Regions from separate parts of the Homo sapiens genome. Here regions 1 and 2 are each linked to region 3. The links are chromatin loops, found by intact Hi-C in ENCODE. Cell type or tissue: IMR-90. All regions are shown on one strand.

Region 1 (8,000 bases), 480 kb before region 3:
TCATAAAGCTAAGAGACAGATCTGCAAACAATGACAAGCCCTGTGTACAGTAACCACCATCATTATTGACTGAGTGATCAGAAGGTTTAATTGGTGACTGAGGAATCACTAATTGGGCATTAATCTCTCAATCAGTCATGTTTGCTTATAGAAATGACTCTTTGGTAAGTTTCATTTTCTTTCTTTTCTCACACAGCCAGGGAAGCTTTGACTTGTACATTAGAAGACAAGTTTACTTTAGTAGTTGATCTGGCTTTCGAAAGGACAAAGCCACTGATTCCACAATTAGAAAGGAGTAAAATGTCAAGAACCCTGGTAAAGTAATACCTTTCTTTAAACGGACAGTGAGAAATGAACAAGTGAGACTGAACCCTTTACTGAGAGCAAATTTAATTGGCAGGGGTCAGGGAATTTCACAATGATATAGAGTTCCTGAAGGATGCAAAAAAAAAAAAAAAGTATTCTGAAGAGGAGGAAAAAACTGCCTAAAGTAGGTCTGGTGATGTCAATGTCAATCTTCTCCTTCACAATCTTGCCTGGGGCTGGTTCTGCCAGGACTAAAGAGACAATGACATCTGTACGGTATATTCATAGTACTGTAGCATTTTATTGTACACCTTGGTAAAAATAAAGAAATTTTTGGCTTCTTTCTTAAGAAAAAGATGAGGGAGAAACTAAATTATGTGTTTGTTGTTCTAAAATGCATATTGCTCTACATTCAGTAAATGCAAAATAAGTGCTCATTAAGTGAAATCTATACTAAAATTTTTAAACAATTCTCAAAAGTGGAAAAATTAATTTGCTTACAGACCCAGTAGTTGAAGTTCCAATAGTTCTTAAATAGCCTAAAATAGTTTTGCTCTTAATAACAGAGCTCTGGGTTTACGAAATATGTTTATTTGCTAGGGAAAAGTTTTCAATACCTATGTTTCAGGAAGGGTGTATTGGTTTTATATGTATCTTTACATTTTTCTCTTTAGGATATATTTCCAAAACACGATTTATATTGTGAACTGCATCATGTATGAACTGTTTCTAGACTACTTGAAAATGTACCAAAATAAAACATTCTAATCTGTACAAAATCAATGTCTTGAAACTGAATCCATTTCTAAAATATTACACACGTGACTGGTAAACATGATTATGAATATCATCATATTTTCCAGGTTAATCTGAATTAGCTGCAAAGATAATAATAGATTCAACCTTGGAAAACTATGCAGATTCCAGTTTAAAGTGCTGTGCTACTTAACAAAGATGTACAGTTCTTTATATACCATCTATGCTAAAAATCGCAGGTATTGAAAACTTTTTCCCATCAAGTAATATACATTCTAAAATGCATATTGCTGTATGTTCAGTAAGTGCAAAATAAACTCTCATTAGCTGAAATCTATTCCAGTTTTTTAAACTAATTCTTAAATGTGGAAAATGTAAAAAATGTGTTCTATCATCAAATATTATTTTTCATTATGTATTTCAACACATAATTAAGTTAGCTATTGTTTCACTTGTATTGAAAACCTAGAATCTGAAACCAGCGACTTGTATACAGAGTTATTTCTCAGGCTTTTGTGTCTTCGGTGATCCCGGCTTTTAAGTCATTCACTTTCAATTTCTGTAAAGCTGTTCACAAAAGCTTTACTGGGAGTTTGTTTGTTGCTAAGCTTCATCCATGTTACGGTGCATTATTAAAGTTCATTTATTTTGCCTACTATAGAACATGCCAACGTGAGAATGACACACGGTTTATTCATCTAGTTTGCCACAGGGGGTGTTCAAATTATTTCCAGGTGTCTGATGTTATGATATTCTCATGCAGGTCTCTGGTGGTACCATGTTTTAAGAGTTTCTCTTGGGTGCATATCTCAGCGTAGAATTCTGGGATATAGAGCATATATATGCTCAACTTTAGAAGGAAATAGGCAACAGCAACTTTCTTCATAGCTTCTTTCACCAAGTTAAACCTCCACTTTTTCAAGACTAATCAAGTCACTACTAATTAAACCTATTATTCTTTTCACTGTTAGGCACTTTGCTTAACCCAATAATCTCAGAATTGTTAGGGAACACAAAAATACTGTAACATCTGTGACAATGCAGTTTTCCTAATAAAATATTTTTATTTTTTCATGTGCTTTAAACTGTTTGTTTTGTCAAAGCAGAGAGTTTCCTGACTTAGATGTTGTTAGGGACTTGTCTGAAATTGTGACTTCAGAATTAATTCCTGTTCTCACTAGTATCCCGGTTAGTCAAATCAGACACTTTGTATGAGAAAAAGTTTCACTTCATTTTTTTCAAATCAAAAGCACTTGTTAATATGCACTTGAGGAATATAAAAAACAAAAATGCCTTCTAGAACATATGTAGTAAAATAAATTATTAAAATTAGTTCAATAAAATTAAAATGATGTGAACTTAAAATAATTAATTTTAAGTTGGGTAAATTTCATGTAATACCTCATTATTTAATATGGAATAATTTAATGAAGCAAAAAGCAAAAATTATAGACTAAGAATATAAGCACATGATAATATATTAATCTTTCAGAAAATATCTTCATGCATGTGTTCAACTCTGACATTCAGTTTCTGGAAAAAATTAAATAAGAATACCCCCCTTACTTTAATTAGACATAATGATTTTAAAAATTGTATATTTACAGGAAGGAATGGGACATGCTACTATAAAATAATTAATCCAACATTTACCATTAAAATTTCATTTGTTGATAGGAAGTAGAATATATTTCAACACATAATTATAATGAGGTAAGATGATTTTCTATAATTAAATACTTCAAGTAGCATTTGACAAAGTAAGACTTATCTACAATGTCAAATAAAGGCATATCGCACCTAAAATAAATAATTGTTCATCTGCAACTTTTGTACATCATAATTCAAAAAATTTGATGTACTAAATAGACTCTAGTTACTATTTAAAAAGTTAGAGTAAGTAATCTGTGTTATGCTGGAAATTTGTAGATTCTTTTGTTTCCTCCTAATGATGGATTTAAGGAAAAGGAATTGAAAATAACATTTAAAATTGCTTACATTAAATATGTGAATAAAAGCCATTTTAAAAAGTTTATTATTTCTGACAGCTCATTGCGTTACTCTAACTATACTTTTTTTTTTTTTTTTTTTTTTTAATTGAGACAGAGTCTCTCTTCATTGCCCAGGCTAGAGTGCAGTGGTGCGATCTTGGCTCACTTTAACCTCTGCCTCCAGGGTTCAAGTGATTCTCCCACCTCAGCTTCCTGAGTAGCTGGGATCACAGACACATGCCACATGCCCGGATAATTTTTTTTAGTGGAGACAGGGTTTCGCCATGTTGGCCAGGATGGTCTCGAACTCCTGGCCTCAAGTGATCCGCCTGCCTAGGCCTCCCAAAGTGCTGGGATTACAGGCATGAGCCACTGCGCCTAGGCTAACTATACATCTATAGTTAGCAATTCATTTTCAAAAGCAATTCATCCTTTGGAAACAGTAGTTTGGCACAGAGGAGGCCATAAAATCAGATTTGCTATCAATTCTACCACCAATAATCTACCATGTATCTGATTTAAGAACAGTCTACAAGGACAGAAATACATCATTTTTTATTCCCTGCTCCTTTCTTAACAGAAATATGTATAAGACAGGGAAAAACACAAATTTCTGTAGTGGGATTAGGGGATTTTAATGAAGGCAACAAGAGTAATTTGAAATATCTGATGAGATGAATGAGTGATTTTTATTTTTTGTAAATAGCTATTATATTAAGGAAAGGGGCTTAAGGGGTTTAAACAAAAAACAAACAATATCATGCTAAAAAAGAGTAATTGTGGTAAGTGAGGAGCTTTAATTAAGTCTGTTAAAACTGTCTGTACTCACATTCTTGGAAATAATCCCAATTTGAAGACCACTGTTCAATGACTCCACTAGGTGAAAAATCATCTTCTTCCTATCAAAAGTGAGGTAGACATTTAATACTTCCAGTCAAGCCTGAATCAAGACTTTCTACATTTAAAAAGGCAGATGATGGAAAATTACACTAGAAATCAGCTGGAATGGGGGCAGTGTTGCTCACTGGCTCAGGTTGTGTCTACCCAGGATGACCTGATGTTCTGGTTTGCTTTCCCCAGCAGGATGTGGTGCACCTCTTGTCCCAGCATCCTGGCAGTTTTTCTTTACTTTTCTTCTTTTTCTTTCCAGACAAAAGTGTCCAAATTTAGATAATAAATTATATATCACATACTTCTACCTCAATCCTCTCCCATTTATATGACTTTTTGAGAAACTATGGTTCAAGGTTGATCAATAATTATGTAGAAATGCCCAGAGCCACAGAGTTCTTACATAAAGGGAAAATGTTCTCACCCCTAATTCCAATATTATAGAACCTGAGGCTGTGTGCTTTCTGACTGTAGCTTTATCCCCAGGTCCAAAATAATGAGCTATATAAATGACCAACATAGGACTATTTTTCAATGGGGAAAAAGGCAGGGAAACTGGATATTTAATTTGCAAAATTAAAGCTGGTCATTAGCTTCACAAAGAGATTAGCAGTCTGTCGAATTCTTACATTGATGTTTCTTAAGGGAATAAGATGGAGTGAAAATGTCTGAGCTTTTTATTTCTCAATTTAGCATAGAGTATGTGAATGAGTTACATTCATTTTCGTTCAACATTCACTCTGCAATTATTCATTAAGTATTTAAGGCACCCCAAATGCCTGTCTTCAAGGACTTTAAAGTTAAGTAGGGGAGACAGACAAGCAAAGAATGCAATATAAGGTGGTAGGTACTGCAAAAACATAAAGTGGGAAAACAAAGGAAAAACTTCCAGCATGTCAAAATGTATTAGGAAACCCTTTTGATCCTTCCTGACTTTAGACGAGTAAATAGAGCTCTGTATTTTTGGTTCATGAACGTACTTCCTTAATTCTAACAATGTGAATACACAAGTCCCCCTCCCTGACAAATGTCTGAATCTTAAAGCTGAATGTAATTGGCATCTATTTTTGAACTTTTATGAACTATTTGTGGAGAAACGTTTTGCTTCTTGATGCAAAGCCATGGGCAACTGCAATTCACCACAACTTCTCTCCTGCTGCCTGAATTCTTTGAATAAGGCATTGTGTGAAATTCCGACCTCATTAAATCTGCTGTTTAGCTGTGCTCTGTGCAGCCACTGCGAATCTGCTCTGGGTCAACCCTCCTGCTTGTGAAACCATTTAAGGCAAACAAGATGCCTGAACCATGAGGTGTAACATAATACCAAAGTCAGACAGCCACATTCTTTACTGCTTAAGTAAATTTCTACATTCTTTGCTGATCAAACTAAACTCTTTTTCGTTTTTATTTGGTAGAATCATTCAGACAAAATGTTGCTTCCTCCAAATAATAAACTGCACTGGAGGATCACATAGTTAAAGAGCCGAGAAGCTCATTTCACTTAACCATAGTCTACAAAGGCATAAAAATTCAAGTGGAAAGAGTCCCCCTGGTAAAGTGGATCACTTTAATTCTGAAATAGAAATTGCCTGATGACACCACTTGGACAAATTAAGCAAAATATTTTCTATTCTGCACAGAACAGAAGATTCATTCCAGAATAATTTTACTCTGCTCTAAAGCAACCCAAGAAGTCATTAAGTGTGTGTGTGCTCACGTGCATGCATGTGTTAGGTAGATGGGAAAAATGTCTGCCAGAATTGAGACCATATTCTCATTTCACATGATTTGACAGTTCTTATGAGGCAGCAGTGACTGTTTTTCTACCTACCTTGGTGACAGTCTCAAATCAATCAGTGACCTAGATGGAAAAGATTTTATAGCCCATTACCCAAGCCTTCAGTCATCCCACTGGTATTGTGACCGAACTGATTTTCAACTCCAAAAATAGACTCTGCTACTGAAGTTATGAGATTTTCCAGACAGAGACAACAATGTGATCGGCTTGGAGTAGACCTACAGATTTCTTCAAAAGTATTTGTGATATATTTTTATAACTTCAATTATTCACAATGCCTCAAATAAGCACCATTGTTAAGTTTGAAAAGTTATATATGTGATATATTAGCATGACATATTAATACTTAATGTGGAAACACATAACAAATTCATTAAAAAGACTTTTTTAAGCTCTTTGAAGTATGTGAGTTTTTATTATTTTTTAATTTTAATTTGATTTTTCCTATGATATATTTAAATAGCAACAATCTTTAATAGTTGTTTTAACCTTGCTAGAAAGAACATTTGTAGATATTCATAATTTAATTTTTTTAGAATATTGCTTTTTATACTTTTTAAAAACATTTATGGGTACATAGTAGGTATATATTTATGGGGTACATGAGATGTGTTGATAGAGGAATGCAATGTGAAATAAGCACATCATGGAGAATGGAGTATCCATCCCTTCATGAATTTATCCTTCGAGTAACAAACAATCCAATTACCTTCTTTATTTGAAAGTATATAGTTAAGTTATTATTATGGTCACCCTATTGTGCTATCAAATAGTAGGTCTCATTCATTCTTTCTATTTTTTTTGTACCCATTCACTGTTTATATCTTCCCCACCAACCCCTCATTACCCTTCCCAGACTCTGGTAACCATGGTTCTACTCTCTATTTCCATGAATTCAATTGATTTGATTTTTAGATCACACAATTAAGTAAGAATATGATGTCTGTCTTTCTGTGCCTGGCTTATTTCACTTAACAGAAAAATCTCCACTTCCCTCCATGTTGTTGCACATGACTGGATCTCATTCTCTTTATGGCTGATTAGTACTTCATTGAGTATATGTACAACATTTTCTTTATCCATTCATCTGTTGACAGACACTTAGGTAGCTTCCAAAGCTCAGCTATTGTAAACAGCGCTGCAACAAACATAGGAGCGCAAACATTTCTCTGATATACTGATTTATTTTCTTTTCAGTGTACACTTAACATGGATTGCTGGATTATATGGTAGCTCAATTTTCAGTTTTTTTGAGGAAACACCAAACTGTTCTCCATAGTAGTTGTATAATTTACATTCCCACCAAGAGTATACAAGGGTTCCCTTTTCTCTACATCCTTGTCAGCATTTGTTATTGTCTGTCTTTGTGTATAAGCCATTTTAATGGAGATGAGATAATATCTCATTGTAATTTTGATTTACATTTCTGAGATGATCGCTGAGGTTGAACACCTTTATATGTATCTGTTGGCCTTTTGTATGTCTTCTTTTGAGAAATACCTGTTCAAATCTTTTGCCCATTTTTAAATAGGCTTATTACTTTCTTCCTATAGAGTTGTATGAGCTCTTTATATATACTGGCTATTAATCCTTTGTCAGAGGGTAGATAGCAAATATTTTCTCGCATTCTGTGGGTTGTCTCTTCACTTGGTTGATTGTATCCTTTGCTGTGCAGAAGCTTTTACACTTTATGTGATCCTGTTTGTCCATGTTTGCTTTGCTTGCCTGTGCTTGTGTAGTATTGCTCAAGAAGTCTTTGCCCACACCAGTGTCCTGCAGATTTTCCCCAGTGTTTGCAGTAGTTTCATAGTTTGAAGTCTTAGAGTTAAGTCCTAAGTCCATTTTAATTTGATTCTTGTAGATGGTGAGACATAGGAGTCTAATTTAATTCTGCATATGAATATCCAGTTTCCCAGCACCATTTCTTGAAGAGACTGTCTATTCCCCAGTGTATGTTCTTGACAACTTTGTCAAAAATGAGTTCACTATAGGTTGTTTCTGGGTCCTCTATTCTGTTTCATTGGTCTATGTGTCTGTTTTTATGCCCATACCATGCTGTTTTGGTCAGTACAGCTCAGTAGTATAATTTAAAGTCAAGTAATATGATTCCTCCAGTTTTGTTCTTTTTGCTTAGGATAGATTTGACTACTCTTGGTCTTTTGTGGTTCCATATAAATTTTAGAATTGTTTTTTCTACTTCTGGGAAGAATGCCATTGTTATTTTGACAGGGATTGCACTAAATCTGTGGATTGCTTTA
Region 2 (8,000 bases), 370 kb before region 3:
GTAATAAATAAAAATGGAAGTGTGTCATATTATTGAAAAATAAAACCTGCCTAAAAATATGTAGGAAACTGATGTTGATTCTTTAATGTTGGCCCCATCTCCACCTCACCACCGTGAACCAAAATAACAATCTACTTATTGAAGAGGACATGTCACCTTTGAACTAAATATCTCGGTCTTGTCTTAGTGGAACATGGCATCACTTACACAAACTTAACATAAATGCCTGTTCAAGAACAACGTATTTGAACATTAAATATTTCAGTAACTTGTAATGTTATAATGAATGGTAATAAGCATTATGAATATGAATAGTAGTAATATCTGTTAATAGTTAAATTTGAATATTCATTTTGATATATCTTTATTGTATTTCACAATAAACTTAAAGTAAGACATAAAAACATATGTAACACATAGAATTAAAAATATGTTGCCAAATACATGGATATAAAGTTTTCACTGACTTCCCAATGGGATAGTCAATAGTTAATAAACATTTTGAGCCAATTTCAAAAATTTTATATGTAATTAAGATTATTAATTTAGGTACATGCACCTATTTATAATAATGGACTGAGAAATATTCTAGTGATTCAAGCGTTATCTTTTCCACTCTTCACATGTCAAAAATTATATCTTTAAATTGTCGTGTGTGCAATCACCATCCTCCTAGACAACATCTGTTATCTAAGAGAAGCATGGATGTGCATTTGCTATTCATGCTAACAGGCAGCACTTGTTGAATTCAAGTGTAATGTTCTCATAGAAATTTTAATCTCGCCACAAAGATGTTACTATGAACATTACAACAGCTTTAAAAACATCCTCTAGGTTGGATATTTTTATTAAAGGTCTAAACTCCTCTACTTAAAAAAAATGGATACTTTCATATTATCTTGAAATCATATACAACTACTTTCAATTGAATTAACTTATGACTAATATACCTTACACAAACATCAAATTATTCTAAATATTAAAATAAGTAGAGTGATGTGAGATTTTGTTTTTAGGGACTTAAATTAAGGACAATGTTTTCTTTTCTGAAACTTGTCTTTGCAAAAGAAAATTTCTGGTTTATATGGTTAGAAAATTTGAGAGACATACAAATGGAAAAATATGTGAACAGAATAATAAAACCAGAGACACACTTTGCACACACAATCACTGCCTTATGGACTAGTATGTCACAAAAGCCTTGGTTTCAGCTCTAAATTTTGAATCAGAAAAAGCAAAAAGAGACACAATCGTAAATTTATAATTCCTGAAATATACAAACAAAACAAATACTTTTGAATTTTCATACAGAGTACACACATTTTTTGATGATTTTCTGCTATATGATGTACATATCTTACAACACGACAGTGTGGTTGTAATTTCCATTGTATTATATTATTCAATTTAATTGTATGAATATAATTGGGCTCCTGCCACATCCTCAGCACTGTTCTACAAGCTCTGAACTCTAGTAAAGGTGCATGTTATAGGGGCGAATCACTTTACTTCAAGTGGGTAGAATAGTTTCATTCTGTATCTCCTCTCTCCCTAATTGAGAAGTTCTGTGCCTGGCAGGGATGAAGGTAAGATGTTCCCAGAAAATTTCTTTCCTTTTCTTGGAAGCTTCTCTCTGATGTCTACTAGCACAACTGTGCTATAAGGACAATGTCTAAACACTATGCCTTGCCCCAGCTGACACTGTGAAGAGCTTGAATTTGGTTCTGATTCTGTCTAATTTTGTTTGAACTCAGAGAGGCTAAGCACAAATACTACAGCAATGTTTACTAACTTTCTCAGTCTCCAAGCTCCTCCAGAAATCCCAGGCTCTCCACAAAGTATGCCTTGTAGGGATAGAGGTGTCTGCACTCAACCTCCGAGACCTGATCTGTCAGGACTTGTTAGAGGTCACATACCAGATGCTGCTCAGCAAATGACTGAAACATGATAGTGACCTGAGTCTCATATCACGTAGTATGTTTCTCCCTCTAAGTCCACAACCTCACTTGCAGGCTTTGATTTTTTTTGAGGGCTTTTTTTTTTTTAACTTAAATATCCCTGGTACTTTTGCATATTTTTTTACAAACAACATTAAAGCATGATTTCTATGAAGAGAATAGATATGAAGAACACAAATTACAGAAAGCCACGATGCTCTCAGGATTTCCCCATCCACACCCTGTTAATTTGGGGATCTACCTCTCTACCGCCTGAACATCAGCAAGGCTGGAGCTAGGGTCTGAGATGATGCTGTAAGCTATTATTATTAAACAGAGAGTACAATTTAGTCTAAGAGTCAATGAAGTCATTTTTGTGCCCTAAAGAACGATTAAGCTATAGCCAGGCAAAAATGTTGAAACTTTGAGGGGATGAAGGTGGAAATTGGTGGGATGATAGAAGTGAGAGGAGGACTGAAGAATTAACAAGTATTTCAGAGTATTTTCCCCAAAGTGTGCTTACTATTTTTACAGAGAAAATTTACACTGGAGAAACTTTGCAGACACTATTTTAACCAAGAGACCAATGTTAACATCACCAAAAATAGAACAAAATAGTGTCATGTGCCTACTGATAGAATGAACTGGAAATGATACAGTAACAGACCAATGCAAATTAAGAGGTATTCCACTAAATAAGTAGGCTTTACTCTTTAAAGTATCAAAATAACATAAGACAAAGAAAGGCTGGGTGCAGTAGTTCACACTTGTAATCCCAGCACTTTTGGAGGCTGAGGTGGGAGGCTCACTTGAGGTCAGGAGTTGAAGACCACCCTGGGAAATAGTGAAACACCGTTGCTACAAAAGAGAATAAAAAATTCACTAGGTGGCATGTGCCTGTAGTCCTAGCTACTGGGGAGGCTGAGGCAGGAGGATTGCTTGAGTCCAGAAGTTTGAGGTTACAATAGCTATGATCACACCACTGCACTCCAGCCTGGGCAACAGAATGAGACCCTGTATATAAAATAATAATAATAATAATTTTTAAAAAGACATAGAAAGACTGAGGACCTATTCCAGATTGATAGCCAAAGAGCAGAAAAGAAAACATAACACAACCATGTGCTGGACTCCGGGTGACGACATTTAACTAGTCTACAGATTCGGTAATAATATTGTATCTAGTGGTAATTGTGTTGTGAAGATACACAATGATGTTCTTGTTTTTAGGAAGCACATACTGAAGTGTAAAGGGTAGCTTAGTGTGGGCTCATTTCAGAGTAAGATTCTCTCGGTGCCCATAGTCCTAGGGGAGCCTCACACTTTTGTGGGCTTTACCTCTGGAATCTCCACCCAGTTCTTGTGGTAAAAAAACAAAACAAACAAACAAAAACCAGAAAAATTGACTCCTGGTTCTAGCCTGAGGAGAAGAGTAATCCTTGTGAAATGTGCTGAGAGCCTTCTGCATAACAAAGGCCTACACTCTCTGGGGAAACAAAACCTTACCAGAGCCTTGTCCTGGAGCTATGAAGAGGTGCATTCCTCTCACTCCACTAGCATTCCTGTCTCAACTAAGACGAAGAAAAAAAAACCACATATATAAAAAGAAACACTTGTGAAGGTCATGGGCCAGGGACACAGGAGCATTAAAAGACTGAAGTTAATTGAAAAATTATACAATCTTCTTCTCTACCTTACTGCAATTACAACAAAACTTTTGTTTAATAATGGTGGATTACAGAGCTGTAAGACATAGACTTTCTGCAAGGAGGAGCACTTACAGAAGTTCAAAGTCAAGAGGGGAGACAAAAACAAGGACCGTAGAGGAGTTTGAAGCCTCTGGCACATAGAGCTACAACAAACATTGAACAAAGCCCAAACACTAGCCAGATTAACATAAATCCTCACATTACAGGTCTATTTACTTGGCTTCCTATTATGCAATACAACAAGTCCAGTTTCACAAGTAAATGAATGGATGGCATGTCAACAGCAAAAAGGAAGAAAAAGAAACAAGAAAGTAAACAACAAAATAATAACAAAGTCTGAAGAGTCAAAGCAAAGATCAGACCCAGATTCAGGCATGTTACAAATATTGTAATTATCAAGCCGGTAATTGTAAATGTCTATGATTAATATGTTAGGAGATCTAACACAAAAAGTAGACAACATGCAAGAACAGATGGTACAGTAACCAGAGAGACAGAACTCTAAGAAAGAATCAAAATAAAATGGTGGAAATGTTAGAAGCATTTTTACACAAGTAGAAAAAGCCTTTGATGTGCTCATCAGTAGAATCGACACAGCCAAGGTAAGAACTAGTGAGCTTGAATATAAATCTATAGAAACTTCCCAAATTGAAATTAAAAAAAAAAAAAAAAAAGAATAAAAACAAAAGACCAGAACATCCAAGAACTGTGAGACAAATTTAGGGATATAACATAAGATGTAACTAGAGTAAAAGAAGGAAAAATAAAGACAAAAGAGAGCAAAATAAATGTTTGAAATAATAATTTCAAACTTTCCAAAATTAGTGAAAAACACCAAACCATGGATTCAGTAATTTCAGAGAATGTCTAACCAAATAAATACAAACAAATAAACAAAACTATATCGAGGTATAGGACATTCAAATTTTAGTAAACCAATGACAAAGAAAAGATCTTGAAATACTTCAGATAAAAAAACATACTACCTATAAAGGCACAAACATAGAAATTACATTGGAATTCAGGTAAGAAACTATGCAAGCAGAAGAATGGAGTAAAAAAGTATCTGTTTAAAGTTTAACTGTTGAAAAAAACAAATCACCAACCTACTACTCTATCTCCAACAAAATTATCCTCAAAAATTAAAGGAAAAATAAAGACTTTCTCAAAAAATCTAGGACGATCGATCACCAGCAGACTGGTTGCATTAGTCTGTTTTTACACTGCTATAAGGAACTACCTGAGACTGGGCAATTTATGAAGAAAGGAGCTTTAATTGACTCACAGTTCTGCAGGCTTAACAGGAAGCATGACTGGAAGGCCTCAAGACACTTACAATCATGTTGGAAGGCAAGCACATCTTCACATGTCAAAGCAGGAGAGAAAAAAAGAAAGACAGAGAGGGAGGAAGTGCCACACACTATTGAATCATCAGATCTCATTAAGAACAGCATGTGGGAAATCTGCCCCCATGATTCAATCACCTCTCACCAAATTCCTCCACTGACATCTGGGGATTAAAATTCAACATGAGATTTGGATGAGGAAACAGGGCCAAACCATATCATTCTGACCCTGGCCCCTCCCAAATCTCATGCTGTTCTCACATTTCAAAACAGATCATGCTTTCTCATCAATCCCCCAAAGTCTTAATTCATTCTAGCATTAATCCAAAAGTCCAACTCCAAAGTCTCATCTGAGACAAGGCAAGTAACTTCCACCTATGATCCTGTAAACTCAAAACCACCTCTATTACTTCCAATATATGGCATTTGCTAAATTCTCCATATGAAAAGGGAAAAAAATGGCCAGTACAAGGGGGCTACAGGCCCCATGCAAGCCCCAAACCCAGCAGGACAGTCATTAAATCCTAAAGCTCCAAAATAATCTTCTTTGACTCCACGTCTCAGATCCAGGACATACTGATGCAAGGGGTGAGCACCTATAGCCTTGGGCAGCTCCATCCATGTGGCTTTGCAGAGTACAGCCCCTGCGGCTGCTTTCATTGGCTGGCATTGAGTGTCTGTGGCTTTTCCAGACACACAGTGCAAGCTGTTGGTGGATCTACCATTCTGGGGTCTGGAGGACAGTGGCCCTCTTCTCACAGATCCACCAGGCAGTGCCCCAGTGGGGACTCTGTATGGGGGCTCCAACCCCACATTTTCCCTCTGCACTTCCCTAATAGAGGTTCTCCCTGAGTGTTCCTCCCCTGCCGCAGACTTCTGCCTGGACATCCAAGCATTTCCATAGATCCTCTGAAATCTAGGCAGATTTTCCCAAACCTCAACTCTTGCCTTCTGCACGCCCACACTCCCAGTCACCAAGGCTTGGGCCTTGCACTTTCTGAAGCAACAACCCAAGCTGTACCTTGGTTTCTTTGAACCACAGCTGGAGCTGGAATGGCTGGGATGCAGGATGCCATGCCATGTATTGAGGGTGCACAGAGCAGCTGGGCCCTAAGCCTGGCCCATGAAACCATTTTTCCCTCCTAGACCTCTGGGCATGTGAAGGGAGGGGTTCCTCTGAAGGTTTCTGAAATGCCCCGGAGACATTTGCCCCATTGTCTTAGTGATTAGCATTCAGATCCTCGTTACTTATGCAAATTTCTGCAGCATGCTTGAATTCCTCTCCCCAAAATGGGTTTTTCTTTTCTACCACATGGTCAGGTGACATGTTTTTCACACCTTTATGCTTTCCTTCCCTTTTAAACATAAATTCCAATTTCAAACCATCTCTTTGTAAATGCATATGACTGTACACTTTTAGAAAAAGGCAGATTAGCTCTTGAATGCCTTGCTGCTAGAAATTTCTTATGCCAGATGGCCTAAATCATCTCTCTCAAGTTCAAAGTTTCACAGATCTCTAGGGAAGGGGCAAAATGCTGCCAGTCTTTTTGCTAAAGCATAGCAAGAGTGACCTTTACTCCAGTCTCCATTAAGTTCTTCATCTTCATCTGAGACCACCTGAACCTGCACTTCATTGTTCGTGTCAGTATCATCATTTTGGTCACAATCATTCAACAAATCTCTAGGAAGTTCCAAACTTTCCCTCATCTTCCCGTCTTCTTCTGGGCCCTCCTAAATGTTCCAACCTCTGTCTGTTACCCAGTTCCAAAGTTGTTTTCACATTTTCAGGTATCTTTATAGCAGTACCCCACTTCTGGTACCAACTTTCTGTATTAGTCCATCTCTCACTGCTATAAAAAACTACCTGAGACTGGGTAATTTATGAAGAAAAAAAGTTTAATTGGCTCATAGTTCTGCAGGCTTAGCAGGAAACATGATTGGGAGGCGTCAGGAAACACAATTATGGTGAAAGGGGAAGCAAACGCATCTTCACATGTCAGAACAGGAGAGAGAGAGAGAGAGGGAAGAAATGCCACAAACTTTTAAACCATCAGATCTTGTGAGAAATCACTCACTATCATGAGAACAGCATGGGTGAAATATGTCCCCATAATCCAATCACCTCCTACCAGGTTTCTCCCCCAAAATTGGGACTTACAACTCAACATGAGATTTGGGTGGTGACACAGAAGCAAACTATATCACACATGGTGCAAGAAATATTAAAAAATATTCTTCAGGCAGAAGAAAGATGATATGAATCAGAAACTCATCTCTACACAGAAAAAGAAGATCTTCAGAGAAGAAATAAATAAAAGTAAAATAAAGACTATTTTTCTTATCTTTAGGTGATTTAGAATACAAATAATAATTGTGATAGTGCTTTGGGTAATTATAGTGTATGAACATATGAAATAAATGACAAAAATTTCACAGGGATAGGAGAGAAAAATTGGGAATATTCTGATATAAGACACCTGCACTACACATGGAGCAGAATAAGATTATTTGAAAGTGGACTTAGGCTGGTAAAAAATGTTTATTAGTGAATGAATGTATAACGTAAACTGTACACAAAGTACTAAAATGTTCAAAGAAGAGGTAAAAAAATTATGCTAAGAGAGAAGATAAAAATCAATCACAAAAGGACTCAATTAAAACCAGAGCGTGCAAGAAAATAACCTTTGTCAATAAGTAGACAATATTTTAACATACAGTTGCTATTAATCCAAATATATAAATAATCACTTTAAATATGAGTGGTTTAAATACACCACTTTTAAAAGCAGAGATATTGAGAGTGGGTAAAAGCAAATTCAAACTGTATATTATTTATAAAATCTGCAGTTTAAATATAAAGACTCTAATAGGTTAGGAGTAGAAAGGTGGAAAAAAATAAAGCACGCTAAACAAATCAAAAGAGAGCTGTAACTTTGAGTAACTGTGTTAATTTCAGACAAAACAGACTTCAGAGCACAAATAAATTTTAGGTATAAACATTAGAACTA
Region 3 (8,000 bases):
ATGGGAATCCCAATAGAGTTTATTCCTTAACCCCACTGTACTGGTAAATAATAGTTCATGTCCATGGTGCTCTTGATTCCCTTGAAATGGTCATTAAAATTTCTTTCTTCCCTCTGGTTCATCTCTCTCTCTTTTCCCTTCCCATCCCTTCCCTTCCCTTTCTTCCTGTCTTTAGTCATGTTTGGATTGATTTTCAGAAGGTTTAGACTGTTTCCTCACGTTGTCACCAGCTCATTACCACAGAATTACACTTCACAAACAAGAGCTGGCTGGAGAGCTAACTTGGCTTAGCTGTGCTATCTGAGGGAATTATTATTATTATTATTATTATTATTATTATTATTATTATTACTATTAGAGACGGAGTCTCGCTCTGTCATCCAGGCTGGAGTGCAGTGGCGCGATCTCAGCTCACTGCAACCTCTGCCTCCCGGGTTCAAGCGATTCCTCTGCTTCAGCTTCCCACGTAGCTGGGATTACAGGCACGTGCCACCACGCCCAGCTAATTTTTGTATTTTTAGTAGAGACGGGGTTTCACCACGTTGGCCAGGATGGTCTTGATTTCCTGACCTCGTGATCCACCTTCCTCAGCCTCCCAAAGTGCTGGGATTACAGGTATGAGCCACCGCGCCCGACCGGGAATTATTAAAAGGATAAATTTCTTTCTTTTTGAAAAGACAAGCACAGTCTGATCAGCGGGCAGGCAGCACCACTGCCTGTTCTCTTTTCAGTGCTGTCTTGTGGCCTTTGCTCCCACAGAGTCATTCACTGATGAAGTAAATAGCAGCAGTGGTGTTTTTCTGCTAGGAACCAAGATCCCCCGTGTGCTTTGCTGCAAGAACACATCCTTCACAGCTTTATTGTAATGATTTTACCATTTCTGCTGTTGTTACATGTACTAACAACTAGAAGTCTATATTTCACAATGATATTAAGCACTGAACTTTATATACACACACACACACGATAAAGAGTTATCAACACATGCTCTTTTACTGAGGAAAGCTAAATGCTTTCCTCAGTATTCCAGCTATGGAATTTTATATATATATATATATATATATATATATACACACACACACACATATATAAAATGTGTGTGTATATATATATATAATGACCATATATTCCATATATATGGAGTATACATATATATAAAATATATATGGAATATATATATATATATTCCATGATTTTTTATGTAGTGTTGTTTCCCTGATTAGATAACTTTGATTAGGCAAAAAAGTCTAAAACCAGCTAGATAAATAATAGTTTAGAGGTATACATACAACATGAAAATGCTGAAAGTAGTGAGCATTGCATATTTGGAAAATAATTCAATAAGAAATTCTTTCTGTGCATGTATTTAGCAGCACATAAAGGGAGAAAACAGAACACTTAAAAAGTTTATAAGAGTCTCATAGGTTTTTCTCTGTCTGGTAGTCTGTTTTTGACATTATTATCAGCGAACTTTTGACAAGAGACTGTGATGTCATCAGTGAATATTTAAAAACAAAAACAAAAAAACATCAGAGTCCAGCAAGTCTATTTGTCCCTCTCAGAGAATTTTGGCAGATCAGAAAATCTTTGATTTGTGAGATAGTTTTTTTCAATAAATTATCTTTGGTTACTTTCTTTGTTTTACATTTTATTGGTTTTATCAGACATGTGAAAAAATTTTCTATGTTTACCTACTAGAATCTCCCATGGGATTCTTCTTATAAAGAGTTAGTACAAATATGCAAAATTAGAGCAAATTATGGTGTTGTTATTGCCTATTCCAAAAGTATTATGGAAATACTGGGATAAATGTCAGAGAAGGCAGGCCCAAGAATGAGAACATAAGGAGAATGACTTAACTTAGCATTTTTACATCTATTAGAATCACGGTATACAGAGATATTTTTCACTTTCTACCCATATCTATGATCCTTAGTGATATGTGGCCATATCTAGAAACCCAGAGTTTAACATGCATTACTAATCATGCTTCTTCTAAATCAACTCCCTACCCTAATAACTAACAGAATATTTTCCCCTCCTCACTCATTCCCAGCCCTCATTAGCAATTCCTTCTCCTGGGCTTTATTTATCATGAATTGCACCAGTTTGACCAGACATCTGTTCTCTTAGGAGTGTTAAAGCTTCCATGTCTAATGTTCCTTCCAGAAAAGGCAAGGATCTTACATGCTCTTGACTTCCATGATGAAAGTGCATGGGTAATTTAAAATACACATTATCAAGAATGTGTGATAGCATAAATGAGCCAAATGTGCCTTGAAGCCCTTAACCAAGCCAGTAGGCTATAGAACTCAGTTCCTTCCCCTATATCGAGTTGGAAGAACAGCATCTGGCTTGGCTTATTGACCACTGAGGGGTGGACCATGCCATGAAACATAGAGGTCAAAATTCCCAAGGCTGGCATCAGGATGATGATAGGGATACTGCTGATGTTCAGATGATTTCTGTTTACCACAGTAATTGGCTGTTCCTAGGCTAGAGGAAGCCAGGATTAAAATACAGCCAGAGAGGCTTCTTTTTTTGCTGAGGTCTCTGAAACTCCCAACAAAGGGTGAAGTCCAGAAAATAATTACCTTGTATTTCTGCCTTGGCTCTTTCACACAGTTTTTATTCATATCTCATTTGCTATACCTTAATAAAGATACCAGTTACTTTTGAATTAGGCTTTTGTCAGATTGCCAATATCTTGAAATCTTAAAAACTCACTGCAAATGTGAGCACAGACTTTGAATAACCTGGGCAGCTGGCCAAGCACTGAAGATCTTTAAGACAAGAGTAGTCAGCCATCCCACTTAATGTTTTGATTTTGTGCTCGAATAAAAAAAAGACTGGACCAGATAACCTTCTAACTCGAAGATTCCATGACTCTATTTTTCAAATATCTTCATTTTCCAAGTATTCTACAGGAGAAATACTAAAACTGTGTGGTTTGTTGTGTTTGCCTCTCTCTCTCTCTCTCCCCTCCCCCTTTCTTTTTCTTTTCTACTCATCCCACACCCAAATATGGTGCAATAACAAATTCCTTCACTAAAGCAGCAGAGTTTTTAGTTATTACCATGCATGTTTTTAAATTCTCCCCTCACTGATGAAAACATGTGATATGAAATACTGAAGAAACCTCAGGGGCATTCCAAGCATTTATGGACAAAAAGTCATGACTTGTGGTATTTTCCTTCAAAATCCATGTGAACTGAATCAAACAGACATAAGAATGTATACTTAAAAACTTCTGAAACAGAATGGATGCATTCTGTCATTGACAATCCATTAATATTGTAACTCTGAAATAACATAAATCTGTCTATTCCATTCCATCTCCCTCAGCATTCTTCTAGTGCAAGGCCCCCTATTCTTATCTAGACCACTAAAGCAGCTTCTACACAGGCCTCTTCCCATTTTGCTCCAGGCTGCCTTTATGTGAGTACTGGGTTAAGCCTCCAAGAGTTCCTATCACGACTCTGCATAAAACCAACATTAGTTCCCCTCTCCCTACTAAGTAAATGCCTGACCTTGATATTTAAGTATTTCCAAAGTTTTGCCTTGCCTTGTTATTTTAGCTTTATTTTCTACGATGTTCTTACATATTCCCAGAATGCAGTATTTCTCAATCTTGTCACTATTGGCATTTGATGCAGATAATTATTTGTTGAGAGGTACTGTCCTGGGCTTTGAACAACGTTTAGCATCATTCCTGGCCTTTACCGAATAAAAGTTAGTAGCACTTCTAAGTTGCAGCAACCAAAATTGTCTTTGGACATTTTGCAGTGTCCCCTAGGTGGCAAAATCATAACTGATTGAGAAACACTGCTATAATAAAATCAAATTGCATTATTTGTTGTTCCTAAACCATGTAGTTCTTCTACTTAACAATACATATTTATGGATAATAATTTCTTCTAAAATATTACCATAATCCCCCTCCCCCACACACTCCTTAGTTTTACATGTTAACATTTCAGGGGACATCTAGAGCTTCCTCCATGAAACCTTTCTCAATTTCTGCATACCAATGTGGTCACTCCTTTAAACCCATCCTCTGTCTCCATCTTATTCATTAAACATCCTTCCTTTCCAGGCTTACAATATTTACATTGATCTATTTGTCAAATTGTCCTTGAAATGTTCAAATTAATTCATTCAACTTATAAGCATTGAGCCCCTATAATGTCCCTGGCATTGTTGTATTCGTTCAGAACTACTAGAGTTCTGAGCAGAGCAAGCACTTTCCTTCTGTCAAACTCACAGGTCAGGGAAGAGGTGGATGGTAGAGGGAGTGTGTGTGTACAGGGGGACAATAATAAATGAGTAGTTTCTTTTTTTTTTTTAAGAAATACACCATTTGAGGCTACAAACAGATGGTGCAATAAACTATACGTAGAAACTCTTTAGATACAGCAGTCAGGGAAAAGCCTTACTGGGGTATGATATTTAAACTGTGGATTAAAGTATAAGAAAGCTATCCTCATATTTTTGCCTTTAGAGATACCAGCCTGTGCAAAGGCCCTGAGGCAGAAGTAAGTTTGGCTTATTTGAAAACTTGAGAAAAATGCCTAGAGCTGGCTTATAGTGAGCAGAGGAGAAGGATGTAGAAAATTAATTGAGAGAGGCAAGTAGAAACCAAAGTGTGCAGAGCCTGTTAGTTCAAGGTAAGAATTCTGGATTTTCTTTGAAATGTTTTAAGAAGTGAAGGGTTTTATGCAGTGAGGTGACATCATCTGATTTACACTATTAATACATTACTCTGGGATTCTGTATGAAGAATATGGAAAAGGAGTGTTTCAGTTTAAAGAACCTCAAAATTAGAGGATATCTTAATTTTTTCTATAATGAAAACTCCAGAAGGATTAAATTCCCTATTCTAGAACACTGTGCATGTATCACAAAGGAGTTGGTGTATTGACCTCTTCAGCCCTTGGAAGAGTTTGCTTCTGGTTGTATCTCAATGTGCCATTGAAATATTTTCCATGCGTGCCATAGCAGCAAGAAGGATAGGAAGAGAAGCACTGCTAAAACACAGCATTAAAATAGTTGCCCACATGATTATTCAACAACTCCAAAAGACTGGGAACTCATTACCTCCAAAAAGAGCTTTTTCCAGATTTGGAAATATCTGCTTTTCATTGAGCTGAGTCACAAATGTGTGGGATATATTGATGAGCTCATGAGTAGATCCATTTGGCTCAGGAAAAGTTCTTTTAGATGAGGCTCATCTAACTCATCAAAACCCCTCCTCCATCTACCAAATTGCCTGCCTTTGGGGAAAAATATTATCCTCTGCCAAGGACTTGTCCCATTTACACCTGCTTCTCTGCCTAGGCCTCCCTTAACCCCATTTTCCAATTATTCCAACCAGTCTTCCTCCCTATAAGATGATTTTGGTATCTGTGATAAGCTTCTCTGATCCCATCACCATCTTCAGGTAGCTAGTCATCCCCTCCTCTTCTGTGTCTTCTCTATTAAACTGTAAACTCCCTGAGGACAGGGACTAGGCCTTATTCATCTTGCGAAGTTAAATGTCTACTACATTACAGATGTCTAGTAGAAACTGGTTAATCATTATGGGTGGAGTAACTCTGAGATTTGGGGTAAAATGTTCAAATATTTATTCTACTAATTATGGGAGTTACTCATTCAAACATTTGTTCCACAAATATTACCCAGTGCCTGTGTGCCCAAGTGATGGAAATATACATGGGCCCCACCTCATGGAGCTTATGACCCAGATGAAGAGGCAAACACTAAACAAATATTGAATGATAAATAATTATTAAATGATATGAATTTTACAAAGGAAAAATAGAAGGTGCCATGAGAATACATATTATGGAAACCAAATTTTGCCTGGGTGTTCAGGAAGCCTTTCTTGATGGAACGAGATTGGAACTAAGACCTAAAGGATGAGTAAATCTTGAGAAATGCACTTTAACTCCCTAAGCCTCAGATCCCTCACCAATAAAATGGGACAATAATGCCTTTTCTTTAGAGTTCTCCCAAGAATTAATTAGTTAGCATATGTAAAGTACCTGCTAAGAGAAGGAATTCAACAACTGGTAGGTTTTTTCTCCCATAATAAATGAGGAATGAAGGCAGCCTGAGCAAGCAAAATAGTGGATGAACCTGAATGCTTCCTGTCATGTGATGAATTGTATTCCCAAAACATGTATGTTGAAATCCTAACCCCTAGTACATCAGAATGTGACCTTATTTGGAAATAGGGTTATTGCAGACGTAATCAGCTATGTTAAGATAAGATCGTATTGGAATAGAATGGACATTCAATCCAATATGACTGATGTCCTGTTGAGAACAGGTAGATTTGAACACAGACACAGGAAGGAAGAACATTATGTTGCAATAGAGACAGCAATTGGAGTGCTATAGCTGCAAGCCAAGGAATGCCAAAGATTGTTGACAAGCCACAAGAAGCTATGAAGAGGTAAAGAAGGATTCTCCCCTATGGGTTTCAGAGGGAGCATGCCTCCATCCATACCTTGATTTTGGACTACTAGCCTCAAGTACTGTGAGACAATAAATTTCTCTTGTCTTAAGTCACTCTGTAATACTTTTTACAGCAGACCTAGGAAGCGAATACATCTCATAAAAGGATTTGGAGGCTGGGCACAGTGGCTCATGCCTGTAATCCCAGCACTTTGGGAGGCCAAGGCGGGCGGATCATGAGGTCAGAAGCTCGAGACCAGCCTGGCCAACATGGTGAAACCCATCTCTACTAAAAATACAAAAATTAGCTGGGTGTGGTAGCACATGCCTGTAGACCTAGCTACTTGGGAGTCTGAGGCAGGAGATTCGCTTGAACCCGGGAGGGAGGGGGAGGTTGCAGTGAGCCAAGACCATGCCATTGCACTCCAGCCTGGGTGACAAAGTGAGACTTTGTCTCAAAAAAAAAAAAAAAAAGGATTTGGAGTGCCTGTTACATGCAATGATGCAGACTTTAAAGACTGATGAGTTGGAAGGTAGAAGTTGAACAAGCAGACCTATATAAAAAGGTGTCTTAGGAAGATAAATCTAGAAATTTAGCCATGTTAATATATTTCCTGTTCCCAGTAGATCCATATGCTCCTTGAGGGCAGAACCCACGCCTTCCATGCCAAGCCAAACTCAAAATATACTGACTAAATGAGATCTTTCAAATAAACACTTTGGTGTGTAAGCTATTTATGAAAAATTTGGAGGTAAAACATTTTAACACATTGAAATTTTACTCTTCTAAAGTAAAAATCATCTTCTCATTTTATTTAATTGAAGAGGCAGCGCATGCAGTAAATTAGGTCCAATTTGCATGCAATTGTGCATGCAATGTAGATCTTGGCTTTAACTAGGGAGCAAGCTGTGTACAAACTCAAGCACCCTTACATTTGAAGTTAACATTAATTGTTTGCTTAAATTTTTCAGTACTTTCCTTCTTTTGCTTTCAAAGACACATATTATAGCATTTTGCTTTCTAATTTAAAGACCACAAAATCCATAGCTGATAATAAGAATCTATCCCTCAGGGGCTAATACATTTCTCTGACAGCATAGTAGTAATGCCCACAAGCTCTGTAGCAAGCCTGTAATTCCGTAAAAAAATCTTCATGGCTTTAATTCATATGATTTTGCTCTGTTTAATTATATTTATCATCCAATAATATTCTGTGCTTATAAAAATAGTGAATGGTATATAGAAGAAGCAATGTACTGTATCATATTTTATGAAATTTCATATGCCATGTGTATTGATTGTGTATAAACTAGAGAACATATTTGTTTAAATTAAGGTTTTAAATTCAGTTTCATACCAATTCCTTCATCTCATTATCTGTAATATATTTGTTTACATCCATGAAAATGTTACCTGGTTAAATTACAAAATTTTTCCTAATTCAGATTGATTTATATCTTCTATCCTCTTAATTTGTGTGATTTCATGTTGTGATCATTAAATAATTAAAAAAGGACCTTAGTTTGATCAAATTAATATT

What was found. Hi-C counts contacts between places; a loop is a spot of excess contacts. Peaks named below come from ENCODE experiments on the same cell type or tissue, not always from the same donor. Only the 100,000 strongest peaks of a DNase experiment are listed, where the experiment ranks them.
Region 1: a loop joins it to region 3, with 5 times the contacts of the local background. A loop is called at or near these places in 2 of 110 quality-filtered maps.
Region 2: a loop joins it to region 3, with 3 times the contacts of the local background. A loop is called at or near these places in 12 of 110 quality-filtered maps.

What each region holds. Positions count from the first base shown.
Region 1 is chr6:140,535,185-140,543,184 of GRCh38, reverse strand. LOC105378027 (a long non-coding RNA gene) reads right to left here and starts at 4,695. Exons shown (of 8, transcript XR_001744387.3): 1 at 3,883-4,695. In IMR-90, a CTCF peak has its summit at 4,061; a DNase peak (open chromatin) is centred at 5,234; H3K27ac peaks cover 3,212 bases.
Region 2 is chr6:140,432,048-140,440,047 of GRCh38, reverse strand. No RefSeq gene overlaps it. Among named protein-coding and RNA genes, the nearest start is that of MIR3668, 230 kb to the right of the region's middle. RefSeq lists an enhancer at 3,311-4,308. In IMR-90, no CTCF peak of the experiment used is centred here; a DNase peak (open chromatin) is centred at 3,437; H3K27ac peaks cover 879 bases.
Region 3 is chr6:140,057,328-140,065,327 of GRCh38, reverse strand. All of the region lies in intron 1 of LINC02941 (long intergenic non-protein coding RNA 2941), which reads right to left. All of the region lies in intron 2 of LOC107986652 (a long non-coding RNA gene), which reads left to right. Among named protein-coding and RNA genes, the nearest start is that of LINC02941, 85 kb to the right of the region's middle. In IMR-90, no CTCF peak of the experiment used is centred here; DNase peaks (open chromatin) are centred at 2,767 and 3,107; H3K27ac peaks cover 3,296 bases.